Regions from separate parts of the Homo sapiens genome. Here regions 1 and 2 are each linked to region 3. A link is a contact called in ENCODE Hi-C or POLR2A ChIA-PET data. All regions are on one chromosome and are shown on one strand. The core of a region is the stretch at or near the end of the contact, and the rest is flanking DNA. Distances in the headings are between cores, read along the strand shown. Region 1 has its middle 20 kb from the start of LINC02308. Region 2 overlaps STON2 (stonin 2). Region 3 holds the start of STON2 (stonin 2).

Region 1 (2,700 bases), core at 179-2,678, 70 kb after region 3:
GTCCAAGCCTGTTGCCTCATCTGTTAAATGAGAATGACATGACTAGTACTGACATCCTGGAGTACTGAAGATTAAATTCAATAATGGATGTAAAACACTTAGCATCTGTCACATATTGTGTTCAGTCAATGGTGAAGATGACCCGCAGAGGAAAACAGCCTCTTTCATTTCAGTCTTTCATTCATACTCATCTTTAAATTCATTTTACACTTCAGGGTCTGGAAGATAGTAGGTGATTAATAAAGGCTGTTGAATGAATGCCCACATGAAACCTTATGTTATAAACTTTATTTTAAATTTTGAGACAGGGTCTCACTCTGTCACCCAGTTTGGAATGCAGTAGTATGATCTTGGCTCACTGCAATTTCCACCTCCCAGGCCCAAGTGATCTTCCCACCCCAGCCTCCCAACCTTCCAGGTAGCTGAGACCACAGGCGTACGCCACCATGCCCAGCTAATTTTTTTTTTTTTTTTTTTTTTTTTTTTTGTAGAGACGGGGTTTCACCATGTTGCCTAGGCTGGTCTCAAACTCCTGACCTCAAGCGATCTGCCTGCCTCGGCCTCCCAATGTGTTGGGATTACAGGCATGAGCCACTGCGCCCGACCCCTTATGTATAAACTTTAATATTGACCTCTTTAACATAAACTTTACTTATAAATTGTTTGGAGTCAACCATTTTAGGACAGTGGAATGTTGTCATTTCCACCAGGAAGCCTTGTAAAGGGTCTGGTGTCAGTGGAATAAAAAGTCAATTTGGTTTCTTTTGGCACTTAAGACCTCCCACAGCTGGACAGGACCTTAAGGACCATCCCCAGTACCCAGTCTCTTGATGCCTATGAGAACCCTGTACAGCGAATGACTTGTCTGGGGTCACCCAACCACTGTGAAGACTCGACTGCAGTCCAGAACTTTCTCGCTATGGCGTCCTTCCCGTTTTCCTTCGCATAGGGCCATTCAGTGGGGCTAGGACTGACTATCACTAATCTGTTTGGGAGGGGATTGGGCAACTCAGAAGAACTCATGCGAGGATCAAACGGTTGGTTGTGTCTGGATCTTTTTTTTTTTTTTTTGAGACGGAGTCTTGCTGTGTTACCCAGGCTGGAGTGCAGTGGCACGATCTCAGCTCACTGCAACCTCCACCTCCTGGGTTCAAGCCATTCTCCTGCCTCAGCCTCCGAAGTAGCTCAGATTACAGGCGCGCACCACCATGCCCAGCTAATTTTTGTATTTTTAGTAGAGAAGGGGTTTCACCATGTTGGCGAGGCTAGTCTCGAACTCCTGACCTCGTGATCCGCCCGCCTCGGCCTCCCAAACTGCTGGGATTACAGGCGTGAGCCACTGCACCCAGCCATGGACCTTTCCCTTATGCATCTGTCTGATTTGTCATAATGGCCTGCCCTGAAATGGTGACTCACAATTACAAAGCCCCTTTAAGTAGTGGCAATAGGTCAGATGACATGGAGTTTCATTTCTCTGTAAATTGGGGTTTCATCTCTGTTCATGGGTTTCTCCTCTATTTAACTGCTCGAAGGCACAAATGTGCTCTCTTAACTTAATGTACTGTGTTGAGACTCAATAGATTCTTTGGTTTAGCTAATGTGAGAACACAAAACATCAGTCTAGTTATGAGGCTTTAATTACTTTTAAGTCTCAAATGAGTGATGAAATACAGATACCAATTACACAAACTTAAGGCTTCAATTACTTTTTCCTCCTTTTGAAATAAAGGCAGTTCTTTACAGGCCCAGTGTGGGTGCTTTCACCTACAGCACATACTTCAGCTACGGTCCAAAGAAGGCTAAAGGGAAAATACCGTGCTCTTCTCAGCTCTCGCGGTCCTGGAAGTAAATTTCCATGCACTGAAAGAAGTAAGATGGGCTGGGTACAGTGGCTCACACCTGTAATCCCAGCACTTTGGGAGGTTGAGGTGGGAGGATCGCTTGAGACCAGGAGTTTGAGACCAGCCTGGGAAACATAGGGAGACCCTGTTTCTACAAAAAATAAAAAAATAGCTGTCCGTGGTGGCACACACTAGTACTCCCAGCTATGCAGGAGGCTGGGGTGGGAGAATTTCTTGAGCCCAGGAGTTTTGAGGCTGCAGTGGGCTCTAACTAAGCCACTGCACTCAGCCTGGACAACAGAGTGAGACCCTGTCTCAAAAAAAAAAAAAAAAAATTTAAGATGTTAACCACAGAACATTGTCCAAATGATAGGTCAAAGAAAATACATGTACAGGTTAGAACAATTCAAGTAAATTCTTCATTAGTACTTAAGGGAAACAAAATCAGCTGGAAGGCTCCCCAACCCCTCACTACCATGCACTCACACACGCACGCACAGCCAGCGTTAGTCTCTACTCATTTCAGATTGCATTTAGAACAAAAAAAGTTCAATTAATCAAATTTTCCTAAGAAAAGCATCTACGAGCATGGCCACAGATGAAGGGTGAGGAAATGCAGGTGTGCAAACTCTGAAACCCACAGCTGGGCTTTCACATCCTGAAATAAATCTGTTTCCAAGAACAGAGATTTCTGTTGCCCACGTTTGAATCTTGAATCGTGTAAAACTCAATGACATATTCATTTTCGAAGTTAGAATCCTTACTTGGGATACCTGAATCTCTTATCTCCCAAGACTTATGAGACATTCTTTCCAAGTCCGAGAGGTGAATTAACGAGGTTATACTGGGCGGTAGAGAG
Region 2 (2,700 bases), core at 164-2,663, 76 kb before region 3:
ATCTTGGTACACTGTGTTTTAGGGCAATTTGCTGCAGCTCTAGAAACCTGGATATGTTAAGCATAGGCTGCTCCGTACAGGGAATCCTTAAGTTGCCTGCACAGAGTTGCCTAAAACAAACCTGTGCTGCATATTCAGAGTCATCTGGCATAGGTCAAACCTTCACAGGTGTCATGGCAGTGCCTCAGTTTGGGCAATTTCTATTGCATTTCCCATACCGCCCTCCTATAAAACCCCTTAGCTTAGCATCCTCACACTCTGATGTAATTCCTCAAATTAACTTTACATGTAGCCTTGTCTTTCCTACATGTTTATGAATATCTTCCCAGGTATTAAAGTTTGGACTAGGCCAAGAACAGAGGCAGCAACTTTATTCCTTCACATGTCAGTGCAATCAACGGCTTGTGTTTAGAATAAATATTTGAGACACACAAGCCTGTTAACAATGCAGTGCTTGATTACTCTGAATTACTCTCTCACCCACAGCAACTGAGGGAGAGGGCCTTGGCACCAGCTCCCTGCACAAAACCTGCTTCCCAGCCTCCACCATTTGCCTCCCGACCATTCTCTCAAAGAATTCTCAACACACTATACAAAGATCTCAGTTTTCTCCCTTAAATGCCACACAAATTCCACATTGAACACAGACTTTTTTCTTCCCATTAGCACCACAGATTTAATTCAATACCTTCATGTTCACAAATATTTAATTGGACTTACCTTGTAACTCTTTTCCTCAAACCCCACCTTGCATCTTCCGTTCCACACTGAACTCCTTTAAATAAAGGGTCTCTTTTTGTTTGTTTTGAGACAAAACATCACCTTGGTCTATTACAAAGCTATCTTGACACTTAAGCTACATTTCAATTAGTCAGAGGTGCCTATCTATTAAAATGTCCACAATCCTTCACACTTTTTCTTCCTCAAAACCTATTTGGTAAGCAATGTAGTTTTTTGTTTTGTTTTGTTTTTCTACAGTGCCAAAAGGGTACATTGTACTAACTAGAGGTAATTAGCATGTTAAGTTTTCTTCCCAGGCCAGGCTATCGGGTTACAACTTCTAATAAACCCTCCTGCGAAAAGACATTTCTTTGTCTGGGGACCACCGAGAACTAACCAAACAAAACACCTTCAATTGTCTCAGAAATTCTGCCATCTAAACACAATCAAAAAGAAAAGCCAACACCAAAGCAAATAAAATGAATGAAGCGTTCCTGCTGCGGGCAGCCCTTACCATTGGGAGCAGAGGCCCCCTCCGGACCCTCGCCGGGGTTCTGGCTCCTCTTGGGCTGGGGTGAGGGTGGCGAGGGGTCCAGGCGGTGGGTGCGGGTGGAGGTATGCTCCGAGCATGCTTGAACAGGACTCACTGCCGTCTGCCTGCCTGTCTGCCACTCCGTCCTCTTGTCTGGGTGGGAAGGGCCAAGATGAAAAAAAAATGTGCAGGTTACTCACTGGCCTTCTCTGGCGGGCAGACACACCCAGGAGGAGGGAGAGGCCAGGCGCAGACAGGAGAGTCTTCAGAGGCTGAGCCTGAGATCTCCCTTCTGATTTCCTTTTGTGATTACTTCCTGAACTTTAAGCTCAGTCTGCATGGGCATGGGTACTTAGGGAGGCAAATAACACTTGGGTAATTAGATTCTAAGGGCTTAATGCAAAGGTTACTTCAAAAGGCAGTGCTTTAGCACACATCCTTTTGCATTTCACTCTGAAATTTGTTTCCTCCGAGTTAGAGTGTTAACACTAGCATAGGAAATGAGAGTGAAGGGTTACTCTGGGGCAGGGGTCTGGAAGAGCCTGGAGCAAGCAAACCTGGATGTGATTTAAACAATGAGTTTCTGGAGTCACTTTTAGGCTGAATTTTAGAGAAACAGGATTCTCAACAGTCTCCCAGTGCCTATGGACTTTGCCTTGTCCAAGGGGCACATTCTTGAAGTAGGCATCTAGAAATCAAGATTTTAGAAATGGATTCACATTGAAAGTTCAAGAACTTATTTGATAGCCTGACCTCTGATTAATCCTGAAATGAAGCCTTTCACAAATGGATAATAACTTGTTGGTTTGGAGGAAGCATGGGTGTTCATAAACAAAGGCATGGCAGTAATACAGCTGAGGGAGATGGAGCGGAGGGCGACGGAACAGGTACTTGCCTCAATTAACCCTAAAAATGTGCTTATGAGGGAGGATAACTGTTCCTCTTTCACATGTGAGCACACTGAGACCCAGAGGTTAGGGAACTTGGCTCATGCTGGGCCAGCTAGTGAATGGGAGACCCCGGATTTGGACCCAGGTTTGCCTGAACCCAAGACCTGGTATCCTCCCACCATACAGCCAGGAATGCCTTTCACCACTCCAACACTCACCTTTCCTCCACCTGCAGCTGACCTAAGGCTAGATACCTTTCCTTAAAGTTTTATAACTTTTCCAAAACTGATATGCCATGAAATGTAATTCTGTGGGTTTCTAGTAAGTGCAATAAAAGGGGGAAAATGTACTATATAGGTTTCTCTACCGTAGCTTCTCATAGCCTTTTGTATGCTAATATACATTGTGACTCTCCAAGTTCAGGACCTACAGTGTGCCACGTTTCCCTTCCCAAAGAGGGGAAGGGATCTTCTGAATTTGGGAAACAGTATTAAAGAGATGTGTTGTTTTTTTCTCCTCCTCTTTTTTTTGAACTTATAAAAAATTCATTATAAAAAA
Region 3 (2,700 bases), core at 134-2,633:
CAAAATAAAAGCATGTTCTTTTCTATTAAATTAGTCCAGTTTCTTGCCTTAGGCAGGTAACTCTTTATAAACCTGATTTAAATCTCTGGCAGAAACCCAACAATCTCCAGATGGTATCTCCAAGCATGGTTTATCAATCAAGAAAAATAGAAATGAAGTGATCTTGTTCATTTGGAGTAAGAGGATAGGGAACATCTGTGGTAGTGAAAAATGTGAGTTAGAGTAACATTTTCAATCTAGGCCTATTTAAATTAGTTACAATGGTCTAGCCTTTGCTCACACTGCAATTATGTTCTAGGAATACAGAAAGATTCTTAATTGACATAATTTTGTTCATGGTATTAATATCTTTTTACAACCTGAACCTAGCTCTTGATCTAATAATGATTTATAATGAATTAATAAAATCTGAATTTATCTAAAATTAATGTGCTTCCATAGAAGAGCTACTATATACCTTGAACAATATCAGTTCTTATTAACTAAATATACACAATATTCAGATAGTTTCTAGAACAACTTAACTCACAGTCTTCCAATTGCTGCACAATGAAAAGTTTAGGAAATTTTACTACAGGTTATCATCTGCAGTAAATAATCTCTAGGTGGGAAAATCGGTAAAAACATGAACAGCTTTTGCTTTTTTGGTGTTTAAAACAGTTTTGGCATATGATGCTTCCTAAAAACAACTAATGTTTATATAGAATTTATAATTTTCAGAAACACATTTTCATACCATACTTCACTTGATTCAGTAGCCATTTTGATGAGTAGGACTCATAGTACTCTAATTCTTCTATGGATAAAGAAATTTGGGCTGAGAAAAATTAAGTGACTTACCTAATACTTTTAGTGCTTCCAGGCCCTTTTGGTAAAATGCTTCCTCCAGGCTAAGTGGAAGAGTTTACAAATCTCAGCACAGTGGCTGACTTTTCTTCATAATAAGATCTCACCCAAAGAATAATCAAGTAAAAGCCATAACAAGCAGGTGTGTTTGAAGCACCACACTAAGTGATAGATCCAACCCTTGAGCCCAGGTCTTCTGCAGCCAAAACACTCTAACCCTGGTGTCACAGCCGCAAAGAAGTACAACAGAATACAGTACATATAGACTATCACCCAACTTAAGTACTTTACAAATATCAATTACAATGGAACTGTAATGAAATGTCCGGGAAACTCCCCATGTGAAAGTTTGCCAGCACACCCCAAGCTGTATAAAGGATGGGAAGCCCAGAAGCCTCTTCTCCAAGTCCCTCTCCTAGGATCCTTGCCAACCACAAGGCCAGACATAGGCAAACAGCCTGGAGAGAGCAGGTCTCCCAAACCAGATCTTACCAGAGAGCAGTGCAGGGTCCACAAGCACAAAGAGCTGATTCCCACTGGCTTCTGCCTTTGACGACTTTCTCAAGCCCTGTCAAATGTGTGTCACTCAATGTGGTAATGGCTGCGGGCCAAGATAAGGCAGTAAAATTGAAGAGTCAGATTCCTCCTCTTTCAACGACAGCAGCATGTAAACCAGCCCCACAGCACCCGTCAAAAAAAAAAAAAAAAAAACCCACAATACAAGTCCCTATGCTGACACATGCAGTGTCATCACTCAATGGGGAAAACATCCTGCCAATCCTGCAATGATGAACCCAGCAAAAGTCATGGATAAGTGGGGTAGGGAAGAGAACAGGGGACGAAGGTGAAGGTAAGAGGAAAATATTTAAAAATTTTAAACTGAAAGGTTTTAAAGATCAACAACTTCAGGTGTTATGAGAAAACTGAGGCCCAAGGAAATCAGGCACACGAATAGAGATTGTGATCACAGGCCCAGGAGTTAGGTTGTTCGGATTTGAGTCCTATACAGTCTTGGAGTCCTATACAGTCGTGGACTCATAACTCAACCTCTTTAAGCTTCAGTTCAACCTTGTACAGAAAGAATAATAAAACTCACTCCATAATTCCGAGGATTAAACAAGATAATGTACGCCAAGTACTAAGGACTGGATGTAATAAACCCTCTGTAACGATGACAATGAAAACAGCAGGTGACCTTACAGAGGGCTTACTGTGCCCCAGGCTCCATTCCAAACCAATGTTAGCCATCGCCAGCACTGCTGCTATTGTTAAATGACTCGCCCAACGTTGCGTAACTTGTTCGTAGAAGTCTTGGGACTGGAATGCAGATTTCATGAAACCACTGCATTTCTGTCATTTGCAGAATCTGGTTTCAGTCATTGTTCAAAATGCTAAGTAGAGTCATGTGCTCAGCTACAGTGCCCAGAAGGCAGATTCTAAATCCTCTTCATTATAGATATAGGTGCATTCTGGCCAAAGTACCAAGACCATTCCTCAGAACGTATGAACGAAAAAAGAGCCCCAAAACTTTATCTATCCTTCCTTCACTTGTCCCAGACCAGACATGGGCTGGTGACAGACAATGAGTGGTCCCAATGAAGACTGGTGGAACAAATTGATCACATGGAACCCCCCATCATATTCCATACCATAAATCCATAAAATGGATTTTAGGTATTTGCCATGGAAGAGCCACACCAATAAGCCATAAGAAATCAGACCTTGAAAAGTGCTGTGCTAAGCAGCTGGAAACCCACAGAAGAACCCAATAATTGTGAGGTTAAGTTCATACTGGAATTAGTTGCTTGGTAAAAACCTCACCCCATTTTTAGAATGTGAATCATAAAATGAGGT

What was found. Hi-C counts contacts between places; a loop is a spot of excess contacts on that map. ChIA-PET counts read pairs that join two places held with the same protein, here RNA polymerase II (POLR2A). Pooled maps may share reads with other maps.
Region 1: a loop to region 3 is called in a pooled map, with 5 times the contacts of the local background. The contact joins the enhancer-like site here to the promoter of STON2 in region 3. A Hi-C loop is called at or near these places in 4 of 50 pooled maps. POLR2A ChIA-PET finds 5 or more read pairs at or near these places in 5 of 52 experiments (A549, B cell, IMR-90 and 2 more).
Region 2: a loop to region 3 is called in a map of mammary epithelial cell, with 4 times the contacts of the local background. The contact joins the enhancer-like site here to the promoter of STON2 in region 3. A Hi-C loop is called at or near these places in 7 of 168 maps with a recorded cell type or tissue (CD14-positive monocyte, Calu3, MCF 10A and 3 more) and 2 of 50 pooled maps. POLR2A ChIA-PET finds 5 or more read pairs at or near these places in 3 of 52 experiments (HEK293, MCF 10A and T-cell).

What each region holds. Positions count from the first base shown.
Region 1 is chr14:81,468,828-81,471,527 of GRCh38, forward strand. No RefSeq gene overlaps it. Among named protein-coding and RNA genes, the nearest start is that of LINC02308, 20 kb to the left of the region's middle. RefSeq lists an enhancer at 1,699-1,758. Within about 2 kb of position 1,429, at least 3 of the 41 ENCODE cell types and tissues checked have a DNase peak (open chromatin) inside an H3K27ac peak, as active enhancers do.
Region 2 is chr14:81,322,783-81,325,482 of GRCh38, forward strand. STON2 (stonin 2) reads right to left here. Exons shown (of 8, transcript NM_001394390.1): 5 at 1,235-1,405. Among named protein-coding and RNA genes, the nearest start is that of STON2, 76 kb to the right of the region's middle. Within about 2 kb of position 1,414, at least 6 of the 41 ENCODE cell types and tissues checked have a DNase peak (open chromatin) inside an H3K27ac peak, as active enhancers do; they include mammary epithelial cell, where a contact is called at or near this core.
Region 3 is chr14:81,398,941-81,401,640 of GRCh38, forward strand. STON2 (stonin 2) reads right to left here and starts at 1,384. Exons shown (of 8, transcript NM_001394390.1): 1 at 1,339-1,384.